2 separate regions of the Mus musculus genome follow, and region 1 is linked to region 2. A link is a loop called in an ENCODE intact Hi-C map of the cell type or tissue named here. Cell type or tissue: gastrocnemius. All regions are shown on one strand. Each heading gives the region's core, and the rest is flanking DNA. Links, peaks and the distances in the headings are about the cores only.

Region 1 (9,498 bases), core at 852-8,851, 130 kb after region 2:
GAGGAGGCACCTGAGGGCCTCCTGGCTTCAGTTGTCTATGCATTCCGACTGTTCTATCATTATCACGGAATATCGGAGGAAGACTTATGCTGCCTTATCATCTCAGAACGCTCAGTCTGTTGTCAGCCAGCTCCACGGTTCCTGCCCCTGGTGAGGCAGAGGGGCTCACTTTACGGCCACCAGGAAGCAGAAATAAATGGCAGGAAGAGACCTGTGAGAAATACAATCCCCAGTGGTTAAGAGCACTTCCAGAGGACCTGAGTTCAATTCCAAACACGCCCATGGCACCTCACAACTGTCTGGGGCTCCAGTTATAGGGTGTCTGACACCTTCACACAGATGTCCATGAGTCCAAGAGAAAAAACAATGAACATGAAATAAAACTAAACTTAAAAAAAACCTTACAAGCCGGGCGTGGTGGCCCATGCCTTTAATCCCAGCACTCGGGAGGCAGAGGCAGGCGGATTTCTGAGTTTGAGGCCAGCCTGGTCTACAGAGTGAGTTCCAGGACAGCCAGGGCTACACAGAGAAACCCTGTCTCAAAAAACCAAACCAAACCAAACCAAACCAAACCAAACAAACAAACAAACAAACCTTACAAAAATAAATAAATAAATAAACAGTCCCTAAGGACAAACGGGTTCAGTGACCTACTTCCTCCGAGTAGCCTTGCCTTCTCCTTTGTCTTTGACCTAGAACTGACCCTATTCTTTGCCTGTGCCTAGAATAGTATAATAGCAGAGGAATTGAAGTTGCTGCTCAGCAGCCTTGCTCCATTTATACAGCCCAGGGTCTGCTCCCCAGGGAACAGGCCTGCCCACTGTTAAAAGTGGCTCCTCCTTTGTGGTGGCTGGTGTATGAATGAATCGCACAAGGCCAGAGGCACAGGAAGGTGGATCTCTGTGAGTTCCATTGTGAAAGTCCTAAGACCCTTTGATATAGCCAAGATAATCCCCTACAGGCATGCCCAGAGACTCGACTGCCAGATGATTTTAAATATTTTCCAGGTAACTCTAGTTGATTATTGGCAATAGTCATGACAGGGTCTCATGTAGCCCAGCCTATCCTCAAACTTGCTATGTAACTCTGGCTGACTTTGAATTTCTGACCCTCTTGCCTCTGTACCTCCTAGTGTTAGGGTTAGTGTTAGGCTTGCTCCGCCACACCAGGTTTATCCAGTGCTGGTACTCATACCCAGGCCTAAGCACTCCACCGACTGAGCCACATCTCTAGCCCTGGCTTATCGGATCAAAATATCCAGATCAATTGCATAGCAAGGAAGGAAAGGAGAGGTGGAGAAGATTAGCTAGCCTGTTCTCCCACCTCAAGAAGGCTGGTGGTGGTGGCTCACACCTTTGATCACTCAGGAGGCAGAGGCAGGCAGATCTCTGAATTCGAGGTCAGCATGGCCTACAGAGTGAGTTTCAGGATGGCCACAGCTACACAGAGAAACCCAGTCTTGAAAAATAAAAACAAACAAAAAGAATGCTATAAAAATCAGGGACAGTCCCTAAAGAAGTCTCAGATAAGGCTTCATTTGCATATGTCACTTAGCAACCCAGGAAGCCCTGGTTGCTGACTTTACACTCCCCATGCTGGCCTCACACCAGCAGGGCAGCCAGCCATGGTTTCTACCTGGGAGCTAAGTACACAGCGCAGAAGAGTGTAGCTGGCTCTTTATGACTGAAGTCATAGAGGATTGCCTAGCCTAGCTCATAATATCACAATATCACAATATCTTGGGTTCCATTCTCAGCACCGTGATAGAGGTAGCTCGGTGCAGGATGATTTAAACATTCAAAGTCATCCTGAGCCACAAGTCCAAGGCTAGCCTGGGCTACAGGAAATCGTGTCTGAGAAGTAAAAATAAGAGCTATGGAGATGGGTCAGTGAGTAAAGGTGCTTGCAGCCAAGACGGACAGCTTAAGTTCAATCCCTGGGACCCACAAATAGAAGGAGAGACGCACACCCTTCCAGCTGTCCCTCTCAGCCCTGCAGAAGCGCTATGGTATGTGCGTGCACATACATATACACAAAATAAATAAACAAAAAATAGCGAGAGGGAGAGAGGAGGAGGAAGAAATGGAAAGATTGTGAAAAGCAGAGAAAAGAGATCCCGTATTGGAAAGTATAGACAAAAGAACCAGTGCCCCCCAATCCACTTTTGGGGTACCAACATGAGCTTTAGATTAAACAGAAAGAATTGAGCTGGTGTGAGAGCTACATGTAATTAAGTAGTTATTATTGTATCAGCTGTCGTTCTGCGCGGCTTCTGAAGATGTCTTTATTGCTTGAGGGGTCAAGTCTGTTCCCATGAGGTGAGTACTTCTCCTTGGGTATGATCTCATCATGGAGTGATCTCTCAGAGAGGTTTGCTGTTCCCTGGACCAAAGACAGCTGGGGGTTCAGGGTAATAGGAACATCAGTTGCCTTTTGAGGTTCTGGACAGAGATGCTCTAAGAGTCGAGAGTAGTCAGGCATGGAGGGGCACCACCATCAGGAAGGATTGATGCAAACTGGAGACCAGCCTGAGCTACATAGGAAAACCTTGAGGACCGGGCAGTGATGGTAGCAGAGACTTTAATCCCAGCACTTGAGAGACAGAGGCAGGTGGATCTCTGTGAACTCAAGGCCAGCCTGGTCTACAGAGTGAGTTCCAGGATAGCCAAGGCTACACAGAGAAACCCTGTCCTGAAAAACAAACAAACAAATGAACACCCTGATTCAGAGAGAATAAAATAAAGCGGGCAGTAAGATCCTTCAGTCACTCACTCATCTCTGTGACTTTCGTTTTGAAGAGGAGTAAGATTCCCACTGTGGCTATTATTATTGTTGTTATTGTTGTTGTTGTTGTTGTTACTAAGACTACTGTTGTTATTATTACAGTTACTTATTTAGTTTGTGTGGGCAAACACATGCCACAGCTTGTCTGTGTGGAGGTCAGAGAACACCTTGAAAGAGATGGTTCTCCTCTTCCACCATAGGGTTCCTGGGAACTAAGCTCAGATCCTACAGGGTTGGCAGCAAGCATCTTAACTTACTGACCCATTCTGTCACTGTCACCAGATGTAGTGACACAAGCCTGTAATGGCGGGATTCAGGAAGTGGAAGTGGGAGGCTCAGAAATTCAAGGTCTTCTTTGGCTACATAGAAAATCACCTTGGACTGCATGAGACCCTATCTTATCTTTTTTTTTTTTAAAGATTTATTTATTTATTATATGTAAGTACACTGTAGCTGTCTTCAGACACTCCAGAAGAGGGCGTCAGATCTTGTTACGGATGGTTGTGAGTCACCATGTGGTTGCTGGGATTTGAACTCAGGACCTTTGGGAGAGCAGTCAGTGCTCTTACCCCCTGAGCCTTCTCACCAGCCCCTGACCTTTTCTTTTTTTAAAAAAAAACTAATTTTTATTTTTAAAACCAGCATTAGAAACCCCAAAAGGGGTGCACCGTTCCTGGAAGTACTGAAATAGCATCCAACCCTATCTTATCTAAAAGAAGGAGGAGGAGGAAGAGGAGGAGAAGAAGGGGGCCTGGCATGGAGGACTTCAATCCCAGCACCAGGAGGCAGAGGTAGGTAGAGTTTGAGGCCACACTGGTCTACAGAGTGAGTTTCACAGTTATACAAAAGAACATGGGGGAGGTGGGTGGGGTGTGTGTGAGACAACCTTTTCTGGGCAATGGTGGCTCATGCCTTTAATCCCAGCACTCAGGAGGTTGAAGCAGGAAGATCTCTTTGAGTTCCAGGCCAGTGTGCTCTACAAAGCTAGTTTCAGCTCAGCCAAGGCTACACAAAGAAACCCTGTCTCTAAAAACTAGACACCAAACCAAGCCAACCAACCAACCAACCAAAATAAACAAACAAACAAAAAAAAAAAACCAAAGAACAAAAACCAAAAAACAAAAACAAAAACAAAAAACAAAAAACAAAAAAACAAAAAAACAAAAAACCCAAAAACAGAAAAGAAGAAGAAAGAAAGCCATAGTGGTCTCCAAAATGGAGTACATATAGGCCATTTTTCAGCTGGCTTCTGTTGCTGTTGCCAAGGGCACCTGCTCTCTTGTTCCATCCAGCTCTAACCTTTCTTGACCTATTGCCAATTTGGCAGGGGAGGCGAGGGGAGGCATTAGAGAGGCGGGCGGGCTGAGACAAACCCCTCTGAGGTAAAAAGGCCTCTGAGGTAAACCGGCAGAACAAGAATCGGCTTTGGGATTTTCCCAGGCCTCAGCCCTGAGCCCCGGGGGCCTCCTCCTCCCACACCTGCACCCAGGGTTTTGATCTCTAAAGTACTGGTTTTTTGTTTTGTTTTGTTGTGTTGTGCAGCTCTGGGGATGAACCTCAGGCTTGTGCGTGCTGGGCACACACTGTGAGGCCCCACCCCAGCTCCCACTGTGTTCTTTTACGGCTGGTTTCGTGTCCGGTTTCAGCTTGACCTTGTGTTGTGAGAAACCACTCTGTGGGTACCCTCTGGTTCCAACAGAGACTTTCATTTAATTTGTTTATTTTGATTTTTAAAATTACACGGTGTGTGTGTGCCTTGTGTATGTGACCGTGTCTGTGTATGTGTGACTCTGTGTATCTGTCTCTCTTTAAGTGTATGGGTGTGTGGGTGTGCCTCTGTGTGTGTGTGTGAATGCAAGTGTGTCTTTGTGTGTCTGTGTAGTGTGTGATTGTGTATCTGTCTCTAAGTGCATGAGTGTGTTTAAGTATGTGTGTATCTGTCTCTCTTTAAGCATATGAGTGTGAGTGTGTGTGTGGTGTATCTGTCTCTCTTTAAGTGTATGAGTGTGTGTGTGTGTGTGTGTGTGTGTGTGTGTGTGTGTGTGCGTAGACCAGAGGACAACTTTCAGGAGTTGGTTCTCCCCACCTCTGAGGTCCCATGGATGTACTCCAGTCAGGCCTGGCAGCTAGGCTCCCTTCCCGCCTTATTTGTTTTTTTTTTTTTTCAAAACATATAAGAATGTTTGTCTGTGTAAAAGTCGGTGTGCTACCATGCACACCTGGTGCCCTCAGGAGCCAGAAAGGACATCAGATTTCCTGGAACTAGAGCCATAGATGGCTGTGAAGGGTCATGTAGGTGCTAGAAACCTAAGCTTAGGTCCTCTTTAAGAGCAGTAAGTACCTCTTAACCACTGAGACATCTCTCTAGCCCCCTATTTTGTTTTTCAGACACACACTGTCATGGAGGATAGCCTCAAATATATCATTCCACTGAAGGTGACTTTAACTCCTTCCTGGTCCTCCTGCCTCTATCTCCAACTTAGGGTTTCAGGCTTGTGCTGTCATGTACAGTTTCTTTTCTTTTTAAAGATTTATTTATTTATTTATTTATGTATATGAGCACACTGTGGCTGTCTTCAGACACACCAGAAGAGTGTATCTGATCCCATTACAGATGGTTGTGAGCCACCATGTGGTTGTTGGGAATTGAACTCAGGACCTCCAGAAGAGCTGTCGGTGCTCTTACTCGCTGAGCCATCTCTCCAGCTCCCCCATGTACAGTTTCTAAAAAAGAGAATTTAAGTCTCAGAAGAGAAATATCGCCTAGCCACCTCTGCTAACCTCCACACAGGTCGTCTTTCTATTCTGTTTATCTAATGACATACCTCCAGCAGCAGCTTGGCAAAACGGTTCTTTGGTGACTGATTAGTTAGAATTGGTCCTAACATCAGTTGTAAATGAGCCAGGCTTCATGGTACATGCCTGTAATCCCAGATTTTGGGAGGATGAGGCAGGAAGATCAGAAGTTTAAGACTAGCTTTGGGCTACATTGTGAGTTCAAAGTCAGCCTGGGCTAAGTGAGACACTATCTCAGAAACACAAAATAAGAGCCGGCAAACATAAAATAAGAGCCGACGAGATGGTTTAGTGGGTAATAGGGCTTGGCACACAAGCCTGATGAGCTGACTTTAGTCCCCAAGGCCATTAAAAGTGAGTGTGTCGACGACAAGCAACTGACATCAGAACACTACTACCTTCAGGTAGGAGAGGAGACACTCCTGGAAGGCCTCAGATTTGGTGGCCTGGAATACACAGAGGGGCAGAGACAAATCTCCCTCACCAGGGTGGAAGGCAAGAAGAATCTGCTCCCTAAAGATGTCCTCTGAGCCGGGCAGTGGTGGCGCATGCCTTTAATCCCAGCACTTGGGAGGCAGAGGCAGGTGGATTTCTAAGTTCGAGGTCAGCCTGGTCTACAGAGTGAGTTCCAGGACAGCCAGGGCTATACAGAGAAGCCCTGTCTCTCTCTCTCTCTCTCTCACACACACACACACACACACACACACACACACACACACACACTAAGAAAAGAGAAGAGAGGAGAGGAGAGGAGAGGAGAGGGGAGGGGAGGGGAGGGGAGGGGAGAGGAGAGGAGAGGAGAGGAGAGGAGAGGAGAGGGGAGGAGAAGAGAAGAGAAGAGAAGAGAAGAGAAGAGAAGAGAAGAGAAGAGAAGAGAAGAGAAGAGAAGAGAAGAGAAGAGAAGAGAAGAGAAAAGAAAAGAAAAACACAGTCAACTGGGGAAAACAAAACAAAGCAGAAAAGCCATGAGCCTGTAGAACCTTCTGAGTTGAAATGTCCTGTTTGAGTCTGCATGTCTGTGTGCGTACACAAGGAAATGTGTATTTGGGTGAGCCTATGGAAGACCTTCTACATTGAAACATACAACGAGTTTGTGTATATGTGCATAAGGGACTGTGTGTTTCCACATATGGCACATATGATTATATATCCATATATGTTCAAGAGTGTGTAAGTATGTGGTTGGATATGTGAGTGCACACACACATGCACACACACACACACACATACAGAGAAAGATACAGGCAGTTACACGGAGTACACCCGAGTCCCCCAGAGGCAGGTGAGAGCCAGGGTCTTAATGGGCTGCTTCCATAGAGTAGGGTAGAGTGTACATATTGTGTGCATAGATGCATGTATGCAGGTTTATGTGGATATTTGTGAGTAAGTTTTAGAGTGTAGTCATATGTATGATACACATGTGTTTCTGTGTGCGCATGTACACATATGCACTGAGTGTTCAAGTGATCACATTTAAGTATCTATTTTTAAGATCAAAGTTTTTAGATTTGTGGCTTTTTATTGTAAATTTTATTCTTTAGATTTATATATTTATTGACAAGTTCTCACTATGTGGCCAGGATCGGCCCAGAACTCAAAATTCTCAGAATCCCGAGTACTGGGGTTAGGAGTGGTGGCGTATGCCTTTAATCCCAGCACCAGGCAGGCAGAGACAGACAGATCTTTGTGAGTTCAAGGCCAGCCTGGTTTACAGAGTTCCAAAACAGCCAGGGTTACACAGAGAACCCTGTCTCAGGAAAAAAAAAAAAGGGGGGGGGTGCTGGTGAGATGGCTCAGTGGGTAAGAGCACCCGACTGTTCTTCCGAAGGTCCAGAGTTCAAATCCCAGCAACCACATGGTGGCTCACAACCATCCGTAACAAGATCTGACTCCCTCTTCTGGAGTGTCTGAAGACAGCGACAGTGTATTTACATATAATAAATAAATAAATCTTTAAAAAAAAAGAAAGAAAGAAAGAAAGAAAGAAAGAAAGAAAGAAAGAAAGAAAGAAAGAAAGAAAGAAAGAGAAAAGACCTTTCCTGCTAGGTTGGCAATCAGGTGTCACCACACCTAATTTTGGTTATGAATTTGATTCAGCATAATTATGGTTTACAATTTTTGTGTGTGTGTATAGAAAAACAAATGCAATGGAATTGTACTTGTGGGGGGCGGGTGCAGAGCTGCATTCACACAGGAGAGAGAGTGGCATTGATGCGGGCTGAGGGAAGGAGGGCTGGCTCAGTGGAGACTCAGTTTTGGTTTTGCAAAATGAAAAGTTTTGTGGGGAATCTCTCGCACAATGTTGTGAATGTTTTTTGTTTTTGTTGTTTGTTTTTTCGAGAAAGGGTTTCTCTGTATAGCCTTGGCTGTCCTGGAACTCACTTTGTAGACCAGGCTGGCCTCGAACTCAGAAATCCACCTGCCTCTGCCTCCCAAGTGCTGGGATTAATTGTGAATGTTTTAAACACCCCACTTTTCTTTCTTTCTTTGGTACCTGGGTGGAACCCAGGGCTCCCACTGAGTTACAGCTCCAGCCCACACACTTAAAGGTAAAGAGCCATGCTTGGAAGTGGGTAAGATGGGGGCTGGGAGGTGGCACAGTCAGGAAAGCAGGTTCCGCATAAATATGAGTGTAGCTGCCTGCGGCCACACTAACTGGGTTCATGAATGGGAGGCCGGAGCTGTATAGGAGAGAATGGCGAGAAGTAATGAGACCAAGACAGATTTCCAATCATGGCCCAAAGTTTACTAAGAGTCTGCTCTTATAAAGGGGGGAGGCCCATCCCCTGCCACCCCAGGCTTCTTGATGCTTTGTTGCTAAGTTGTTAGCACTAGTCTGTCAGAGCTGTTAGCATTAGGTCGCCAAGTCCACAGGTTGTCCGCTATCTCAGGAATTTCTCAGGAAGACAGGTTCAGTCTCTCAGCAGGTAGCAGCTTCTTGGAGAAGAGCAGCAGCAGGTGACAGAACAATAAAGCCATCTAGGTCAGAAGGCTCCACCCCAGGTGGTCTCATTCACAGTGGCAGCAAGGTCTGGGCTAGCCTACTCAAGGCTGGGGAAGGCTACATGAGAGGACCAGAGTTCAAGTCCTGGCACCCATGTGAAAGCTCTGTGTGTGTGTGTGTGTGTGTTGTTCCTACAGTGGAGTGGAGAGGGAGCAGAGACCCTCACTCACACATCCGAACATGCATACACCCCCCCCACACACACACACACTATACAAACTAAAGATGTGGGAGTTTCTGGTTGGTTGATTGACTGGTTTTTTTTGTTTGTTTTTGTTTGTTTGTTTTGAGACAGGGCTTCTCTGTGGAGCCCTGGCTATGTAAAGATTTTTTGTTTGTTTGTTTGTTTTCGAGACAGGGTTTCTCTGTGTAACCCTGGCTGTCCTGGAACTCACTCTGTAGACCAGGCTGGCCTCGAACTCAGAAATCCGCCTGCCTCTGCCTCCCGAGTGCTGGGATTAAAGGAGTGTGCCACCATTGCCCGGCTGTAAAGATGTTTTTAAAGTGGTTGAGATGGGCTGTCAGTGTAGCAGTGGTAGATCACACTTGAGGTCTTCATAAAAGGAAGAATATATGGTAAAAAATGATCATGTTTAGGCTAAGGATGGATGTAGTTCACAGAACCAGGGCTGTTATCAAGAACTTGAGTTCAACTTCCAGTATCTTCCAAAAAAAAAAAAAAAGTGTTGTTTGTTTGTTTGCTTGTTACAAGGTCTCACTATTTAGCCCTAGAATTCATAGAGATTCTCCTGCCTCTGCCTCCCAAGTGCTGGAAAGGCATGTGATACCAGGCCCTACACACACACACACACACACACACACACACACACACACACAATTTAATTTGAAAAAGGACCTGCAAAATGACCTAATAGTTAAAGGGATTTGCCATTTAAGTCTCATGATGTGGGTTC
Region 2 (9,498 bases), core at 707-8,706:
GCTCTGTGCCCTAGCAGTTTAGAAAACATGATGTCTAAAGGTGCTAGCTCATGTCTTTAATCTCAGCACTTAGGAAACAGAGGCAGGTGGGTCTCTAAGTTCAAGGCCAGCCTGGTCTACAAAATGAGTTCGAGGACAGCTAAGGATACATAGACAAACCATGTTTGTTTGTTTTTTTTTAATAAATAATCAAAAAATGAGCAACAACAATGCCACAACAAAAGAATAAAGGGGGTGCCATGGTAGGCAGTACAGGCAGAGGATGGAGTTACAGAGGTAGGACCTGTGTGCCCCCCATTGCTATGTACCTAAGCCGGTATGATCCCCTTCCAGGCCTGTTTGTGGGAGTCTTTGTGGGGACCTTGTCGTCTGGCTTCTGTTAGAGAACAGATTTGAAGTTCAGTGTGGTGGTGCACGCTGTCATCCCAGCTCTTGAGGCAGGAAGGTTGAAAGTTCAAGACCAGCCTGGGAGAGGCTGAGGCAGGATGGTTAGAAGTTCAAGACCAGCCTGGGCTACCTAGCAAAACCTTCTCTCAATAAATGAATGAATGAATGAATGAATGAATGAATGAAGTTCAAGACCAGCCTGGGCTACCTAGCAAAACCTTCTCTCAATAAATGAGTGAATGAATGAATGAATGAAGTTCAAGACCAGCCTGGGCTATCTAGCAAAACCTTCTCTCAATGAATGAATGAATGAATGAATGAAGTTCAAGACCAGCCTGGGCTATCTAGCAAAACCTTCTCTCAATAAATGAATAAATGAATGAATGAATGAATGAATAAAATCCAACAGAAGGACTGGGGAGCTGCTCCAGCAGTTACTAACTCTTGCAGAAGACCAGGGCTCAGTTCTCAGCACCCACACAGCAGTTCACAACTGCCTGTTGCTCCAGTTCCAAGGGATCCATGCTTGCTTCTGGCTTTCAAGGGCACCAGGCATACATTTAAGCACTGACACATATACATAAAAAGTTAAAATAAATATGCCTTTTTAAAAATCCAAAGAAAAATCTATACTTTGATGGTCCAATGACAGGTGAGCAGATGACTGTCATCCCAGACATTTTCTTACCAAGTAACAGTCACACAGAGCAGCAGCCATTTAGTGCTTCCGTGGTGACAGTGTTCTGGTATTCCTCAGCCTGTGTGGGATGTCCAGTCTGGAACTCCCAAGTCCCTGGATGTCAAATCCCTTCCATGCAATGGAAAATACAGAGGAGTTCCGAGTGAGGTCTTAATGCAATCTAGCCCACTTTGAATATCCAATAACAGGAAAGACTGGTAAATGTTAGACTGGCCAGCATGGTTGCCAAATGCTGTCATCCCAGTGCTGGGGAGGCTGAGTCAGGAGAATAACAGGTTTGAGGCCTCCATGGGCCATAGAATGAGTTCCAGGCCAGCCTAAGCTACATGATGAGATGACATTGCAAACAAACATAAGGGCTGAGGGGGACCGAGCTTGATGGCTGAGTACTTGCCAAGTTTATGTAAGGCCCTGCCCCCCCGGTTCAACCCTCAGCACCAAAAATACAACTTAAAAATAATCATTTAGAAAAAGAAAAAGTCACAATCTAAATAAAAAAACGTTTTTTAAACAAGAAGGAGCCCAGTGATGGTGGCACACACCCTTAACCCCAGGCCTTGGGAGGCAGAGGCAGGCGGATCTCTTGAGTTTGAGACCAGCCTGGTCTACAGAGTGAGTTCCAGGACAGCCAGGGCTACATAGAGAAACCCTGTCTTGAAAATAAGAAGAACGAAGAGGAGGAGGAGAAAAGAAATTCCTGGGTGTTGGAGGTGGAGGCAGGAGGATCAGGAGTTGCCGGTCATCTCCAGCTACACAGGGTATTTCAGGCCAGCCTTAGCTACCTATCTTTAAAAACAAAACCACCAACAAAACAAAACCCAAAAGGTAATGCCATATTTTTTACAGAATAATGAAAGCCTCTGTATGTCCAGGACATTGGGTGTTTGTTTGTTTGCTTGTTAGAGACTCGCCTCAGCCTGGGCTGGGGACCTGGGCTGGGAACCATTGGATGCGGAGGCCCAGCCACTCACCAGTCCTCCTGTTTCCATGAAGACACCACACAGGCCACTTTAGTGACTCACTCAGGTGACCCAGCTGGTGATTGGCCAGGCTGGGGTCCTCACTTACACTCCTGGCACTGTCTGCCCATTTTCGGGGTAGCCTGCCAATAATAAGGAGAGCTGAGCTGGTTTTGACTGGCCTCGTTCCCTGCTAGCACTTCTGCCATGGCTTTGACTTGAGAATTCTCCTTCCTCTGCTTTCAAATGATGTGTCCTTGAATGTGAGTCCTGTTCCTTGGTGCTGAGAGAGACTAATGTGCACCTTTTTGTTCTTGCACAGGTGGCCTTGGGATGGTGACAGATGCTGGGAGGCCGACAGTACCACCAAATGACAGGTTAAAAAAAGGAATAAATAAATGAGTAATTAAGAAAGGCATATATGAATAATAACAGACCAGGAATCGTGAGTGATGATCTTGTGATCTCAGGATTGGGAGGGGAGGCAAGAGGATCGGGAGTTCAAGGTCATCCTTGGCTACACTGTGAGCCTGAGGACAGCCCACATGAGACGTAGTGTCGAGAAGAAAGAGGGAAGGGGGATGGCTAATACGGGCTAGAGAAGCGGCTCAGCACTTAAGATCCATCACTGCTCTTCCCGGAGATTCCAGTATGGTTCTCAGCACCATGTCACACAGTATACAACTACCTGCAACACTCTCTCTAACCTCCACAGGCGCCAGGCACATACGGTCTGCATCCCTTGCAGCAAAACACTCAACGCATTAAAAAACTTCCTGACCCAGCCGGGCGTGGTGGTGCATGCCTTTAATCCCAGCACTCGGGAGGCAGAGGCAGGCAGATTTCTGAGTTCGAGGCCAGCCTGGTCTACAAAGTGAGTTCCAGGACAGCCAGGGCTATACAGAGAAACCCTGTCTTGAAAAAACAAAAACAAAAAAAACTTCTTGACCCTATTTATTTATTTTAATAGTTTTTGTTTTTTTGACACAGGGTTTCTCTGTGTAGCCCTGACTGTCCTGGAACTCAGTCTGTAGACCAGGCTGGCCTCGAACTCAGAGATCCACCTGTCTCCACCTCCCCAATGCTGGGATAATAGCTGTGTGCCATCATGCCCGGCTCCATCCTAATCCTTGACCTGGATTTCCTTCTCCTTGCAGCTATGGCCCTGTCAGTGTGAAAACTGAACCCATGGAAGATTCTGGTAGGTACACTTGATGCTTTGACAATCAAATGTTTAGCAGGCTATCCTCTGATGGATGCGCTTATAAAAATGACCACTAAGTATTTAACCATAAGTAGGATCATATTTGTAGAATTCTAGGTAAGTACTGCTCATCTGAAATGCTTGGTCCCACCATTGAGATAGCTCAGCAGGTAAGGACTCTGTTCCACTGGGAGCTGGGATCACAAGTATGTGGGGACATCTGGCCCACTTTGTGGGTGCTGGGTCACAAACTTAGCCCTCATGGCAGCATAATAATCCTCTTAGCCACCTGACCCGTGTCACCAGCCCCCATAAAGCTCTGGGGTGCTTGGGTCTTAAATCCTCTGACCATCTAAGACACAAGCCAAAGACAGCAGAGACTGGAGAAGCACTCATCCCCGGCATTAACCAGGAAAGCATAGAGGGTGGAAAGCCACCATGTTGGGACTGAGACGCACACTCCACAGCTCAGTTCTGCTCCACCATGATGCCTGCCTCAGTTCTTCCTCTCCACTTCGCCTCTCCAGAGCTGTCGCTCCCCACAGGGCCATTGCTAACAGTGTTTCCCGGGGATGCACTGGGAGGCAGTGGGACCTTTGAGAGGTGGAGGGAAATCTTCAGGTCACTGAGGCATGCCCCTGCAGCCTGGCCTCCAGTTGACTGTTAGTGAGCCAAAGAGGACTTTACTCTTAAGACTCAGTCCTAAAGAGCAGGCCCTTGCTAGCCTGGAACGTGCCAGACAGATGAGGCTGGCCTTGAACTCACAGAGATCCACTTGCCTCAGTCTCTGACAGGCTGGGAGTAGAGGCGTGCGCCATCACATCCTGCTTCCAAAGAGGATCTGGAAGAGTTGGTTCTTCTGTGTCAGCCTCTGCCTCCTGCGTGCTGCGGTGACTGGCTTATGCCACCATTCCCACCAGGGAGATGTTCAGTCAGCTGGCTGTGCTGACCGGACCCCTAACTGTGGTCTCTGTTGCCCTCATAGGCACTTCACCAAGGGCAGCAGCCATGCTAATCAAGACGGAGTCGGAAGATCCTAATTACAACGTGTGTAACGTGCAAGGTAATGCGGTGCCAGGTCCTTCACAGGCAGTATGGTAGTCACTCATCCGAAAGATGAGCGGGAGGAGCGAGGGGACAGGAGGGCAGCTCAGTGAGGAAGAGCAAGCATGAGGACCTGCGTTCAGGTCCCAGCACCCACAGAAAACGCTTGGCATGGCCACAGGTTCGGTACTGGCAGAACCAGAGACAGGAGGATGTCTGGGGCTTGCTGACCTAGCTCCTGTCTCCAGCATCTGGATCCAGTGTCAAGTGATGGAACACGACACCGGACATCCTCCTCCAGCCTGCGCACGTGCACACAGACACTGCACCCACACACACATGTATGAATATACCACACACTCCACACAAAACCAGAGCTACAGATCCATGTGCGCTGACCTAGATTACACAATGAGTGGAACTCATCTTCAGTACAGTGGGGCATTTGTGGGGCACACCTGTAACCCCAGTGCTTAGAAAGTAAAGGCAGAAGGAGCTTAGCTTCAGGGTCATCCCTGCCTTCTGTCTTGGTCAGTGTTCTATTGCTGTGAAGAGACACTATGACCATGGCAAGTCTTATAAAGGAAAGCATTCCACTGGGGCTGGCTTCCATTTGAGAGACCTATTATTAACCACCCGTTATTGTCATGGCAGGAAGCATGGTGTTTGTTACACAGGTAAATAGGATACTGGAGAGGCACACACAGATTCACAGGCAGCACAAATCAAGGGTAACACTGGGGCTCCTTTGAGCTTCTGAAACCTCAAAGCCCATTCCCTCCCCACTCCACCCCCACGTTCTCCAACAAGGCCACACCTCCAGTAATGACTCCCAATGAATCATGATTGGGAGCCATTTTAAAATTTTTATTTATTTATTATATGTAAGTACACTGTCACTGTCTTCAGACACACACCAGAAGAGGGCATTGGATCCCATTACAGATGGTTGTGAGCCACCATGTGGTTGCTGGGATTTGAACTCAGGACCTCTGGAAGAGGAAGCTTTCAGTGCTCTTAACCACTGAGCCACCTTACCAGACCTGGGAGCCATTTTCATTCAAACTACCATAACTATCTAGGAAGTTCAAGCCTGGGCTACATGTGACTCTATCTCAAAAATTAAGAAACCCAAGCTGGGACGTGAGGGCCATCTGGCTGCGACATCTGTCACCCATTGACCACCAGGGTTGATTCGGCTGATCTGGCTGGCTAGGCGGTGTTCCCTTCCTCCCTCACCACTCCATGTGCGTCCCTCCCGGACGACCTCCCCCGAATAGAGGAGGACCGGTCTTTGGTCAAGGGTATACGAGTAGCTGTGCTCCCCTGCCTGAACCTCCAAACAAGCTCTCAAGAAACCCAAGCTGAAGAGATGGCTCAGTGGTTAAGCAGATTAGATGCTCTTCCTGAGACCTGAGTCCAATTCATAGCATACACATGAGGGCTTACAATTAGTTGTAACTCCAGTTTCAGGGGCTCCAACATCCTCACACAGACATACACGTAGGTAAAACACCAACTGCACATGAAATAAAAATGATGATTTTTTTTTTTTAATTAAGAAAAGCTTCTCAAAGCGACATCCTGCATACAGTCATGGATCTATCAGGTAATGCAGCTTATTGAGGCAAGTCAGCAGTCTGTAAAGGACCAAAGTCGGCTGATTAAAGATGCACCAAACCTCATCGAAAAGACTTCCAGGGCTGGAAAGATGGGTCAGTGGTTAAGAGCACTGTCTACTCTTCCAAAGGTCCTGGGTTCGATTCCCAGCACTGACATAGCATCTCACAACCATCTATAACTGCATCCCTGTGGGATCTGAGTCCCTCTTCTAGTGTGTAGCTACACCTGCAGACAAAACTCCCATATACATTGTCTTAGGGTTTCTATTGCTGTGTCAAAACACCACGACCAGAAAGCAAGTTGGGGAGGAAAGGGTTCATTTGGCTTTCATTTCTACATTGCTGTTCATCGCTGAAGGAAATCAGGACAGGAACTCAAGTAGGGCAGGAGCCTAGAGGCAGGAGCTCATGCAGAGGCCATGGAGGGTGCTGCTTCCTGGCTTGCTCCTCATGCTTTGCCCAGCCAGCTTTCTTATAGAACGCAGGGCCACCAGGCCACAGATGGCACTACCCACCATGGGCTGGGCCCTCGCTTATTGATCACTAATTGAGAAAAATGCCTTACAGTTGGATCTCATGGAGGCATTTCTTAAACTGAGGACTGTTTCCTCTTTGATGACTCTTGCTTTCATCAGGTTGATATAAAACTAGCCAGTACATACATTAAAATAAATAAATAAATAAATCTAGCTGATTGCTATGGCCACAGCAATAGGATGACTGTAACAGGATCCACTGCCTTCCTTGTGAAACGGATCTGATTCCCGGTAGCTAACACTGTTGTGGGTGGCTGAGCACATCACCCGCTGTCCTGGCACTGCGGAACAGTGAAGCATGGCATCATGGAGGAGACCTGCCAGTAAGCCTTGTGCTCTTTCCTCTCCCCTGCCTAAAATGCTTTCGATTTGTAGATTAATTCCAAGATATGTTTTTTTCCATAACAACAACAACAATAGACCACTTCCAGGAGGATCAGTGGGTAGAATACCTGTCCCTAGACATCCCCAGCACCCGCATATTCTTAGGAAAGAACCAACGTCTACAACTCGACCTCTGACCTCCATATATGCATTATGGCATGCACCGCCACACGTGTGCATGCACATAATAGATACATGAATTTTTTTTTTTTTTGAGACAGGGTTACTCTGAGTAGCCCTGGCTGCCCTAGAACTCACTCTGTAGACCAGGCTGACCTTGTCCTTACCGAGATCTGCCTGCATCTGCCTCCTGAATACTGGGATTAAAGGCGTGCCCCACCACAGCCCTGCTTAAAACAGTTTTTTAGAGATAGGAAACAAAAAGGACTTTGTAGTGGTGCGACTGATTTGGGGTCACTCAGGCTTCTGTAACTCTTTTATTTTATTTATTTTATTTTAGACAGGGTCTATGTAGCCCAGGCTGGCCCCAAACTTAACTGTGTCCTAGAAGATGGTCTTGAACTCTTGCTCCTCCTGCCTCCACCTCCCGAGTGCTGGGGATGTGGATCCCGGAACTTCTGCGCCCTAGCTAAGCGCTCTACCTACTGAGCCACATCCCAGTCCTTAAAATGCTTCCATTGCATTCCGTGGCCTCTTTGCTTTATTCTAAATGTTTTATCATGTTTCTAATTTATGCATTGGTGGGGAAGGGGGGAATGCCATGGTACACATGTGCAGTACTCAGTTCCCTCCTTCCATAATATGGGTCCTGGGAGTCAAACTCAGGTCCTCAAGCTTGGCTGCAATCACCTTTACCTGCAGAGCCATCTCGCCAGCCCCAGTGACTTCTGTATGTTGTGTTTTGGTGCTGGGCTGTAGACTGCTTATTCTCCTTTCAGGAAGCCAGCATTTTTCCGCCAGCAGTGACGTCACTGGAATGGAGCTACCATCTGAAGGTTAGAAAACGAAGTGTCTCCTCCCCCTTAACACGGGGGAATAAAGAAGGTGGCCTCCTGGCATGTCTGTCTTAGGAAGCAGCATTAGGGGCTGTGTGGTTTGCGTTTCCGATCTGTAAGTGCAGTGAGTGGGAACCCCACACCGATGCTGCCCACTGTGGCCTTACCACGGTAGGTCTTTTTGTTTGCTGGCAGAGAGGATGTAGGTAGCCCAGGTTGGAGCTCACCGTGTAGCTGCTGACCTCAAACTCGCAGCCTCCTCTCTGCCTCCACATGAGGGAGGAGGGTGTGGCACTATACATCTGGCCTTTCTTCCCTTTTGTTTATTTATTTTTGTTGTTGTTTATTTGTTTGGTTGTTTTATTGGTTTGTTTTGTTTTTTTTAAGACAGGATCTCACTCTGTAGCCCTTGCCAGCCTGGAACTCACTCTTTAGACCAGGCTGCCATCAAACTCCACAGGTCTGCCTGCCTCTTCCTCCCAAGTGCTGGGATTAAAGGCTACACAATCACACCCAGCCCTCTCTTTTTAGAAGACAGGCTTTGAACATAGTTCAGGCTGGCATCAAAGTTGAAACCCTCTGCCCCAGCTTCCTTAGAGCAGAGATTGGAACCGGGGGCCACCGTACCCTACATCTCTCTTTTTTAATCCTAGTAATTCATTTTTTAAAATTCATTTCACTTTTTAATTGTGTGTGTGCATATCTGTGCACCTGAGTTCGGGTACAGACATAGGGTAGGAAAAGTATCAGATGCCCTGGAGTTGGAATTACTGCCAGTTGTGAGCCTCTCAGGACGGGTGTTAGGAAATGAGCTCTGGTCTTATCCAAAAACAAAAAAGCGCCTGCTTGCTTGCTTGCTTGCTTGCTTGCTTGCTTATTTATTTATTTATTTATTTATTTATTTATTTATTTATTTATTTGATGTATATGAGTGCTCTATCTGCATATACACCTCCATGCCAGAAGGCATCAGATCCCTTTATGTGGGAATTGAACTCTGGACCTCTGGAAGAGCAGCCAGTGCTCTTAACCGCTGAGCCATCTCTCCAGTCCACTCATCCCCACCCCCCACCCCCCCAAGAGTTCTTAACAACTGAATCCTCTCAGCCAGGCAGTTGGTGGCCTGTGCCTTTAATCCCAACACTCAGGAGGCATGGGTAGGCAGATCGACATGAGTTCAAGACCAACCTGGTCTATAGAAGGCATTCCAGGATAGCCAGGCTACACGGAGAAACCCTGTCTTGAAAAACCAAAACAAGTGAGTCACCTCTCCAGCAGCCCCTCCCCACCCCATAGCAGTCGATTACAAAGTTAGGAAGCACCATCACCACGTGAAACACCACTGCCCAAGTAGAGGACCCAGTGTCCACGACTGGGAACAGATCTAGATTGCTTGGTCATATGTAGAAGTTTCTATCTCCTCTAATCCCTTAGAGGAGAAGCCCATGTGAAATTATGATGTTTACTTCTGTGGAGACAAGGTCTGACTGGCCACAGACTTCCTTGTGTAGACGACAGGACGACCTCCGTCTTCTAATCTCTATGCACCGCTAAGGTTGGGATACAGTGTTTGTACATGCTAAGCAGGTGCTCTACAAACCAAGCCACGCCCCCCAGGCTGACATCATAAGTTAGTGCCTGATGATTATCTCTTACAAAAGTAAACTCACTGTGTGTTTAGTATGTACAAACGGGGCTGGAGAGAT

Evidence for each region. A loop is a pair of places that touch in the nucleus more often than their neighbours do. Peaks named below come from ENCODE experiments on the same cell type or tissue, not always from the same donor. Only the 100,000 strongest peaks of a DNase experiment are listed, where the experiment ranks them.
Region 1: it touches region 2 in a loop (2.2-fold over the local background); 2 of 42 quality-filtered maps call a loop at or near these places.

Annotation. Positions count from the first base shown.
Region 1 is chr5:134,328,729-134,338,226 of GRCm38, forward strand. No RefSeq gene overlaps it. Among named protein-coding and RNA genes, the nearest start is that of Mir3965, 7.0 kb to the left of the region's middle. In gastrocnemius, for the core only: no CTCF peak of the experiment used is centred there; a DNase peak (open chromatin) is centred at 4,116.
Region 2 is chr5:134,199,036-134,208,533 of GRCm38, forward strand. It overlaps Gtf2ird2 (GTF2I repeat domain containing 2), which reads left to right. Exons shown (of 16, transcript NM_053266.1): 7 at 2,369-2,423; 8 at 3,204-3,247; 9 at 4,236-4,313; 10 at 7,736-7,792. Among named protein-coding and RNA genes, the nearest start is that of Gtf2ird2, 20 kb to the left of the region's middle. In gastrocnemius, for the core only: no CTCF peak of the experiment used is centred there; a DNase peak (open chromatin) is centred at 5,496.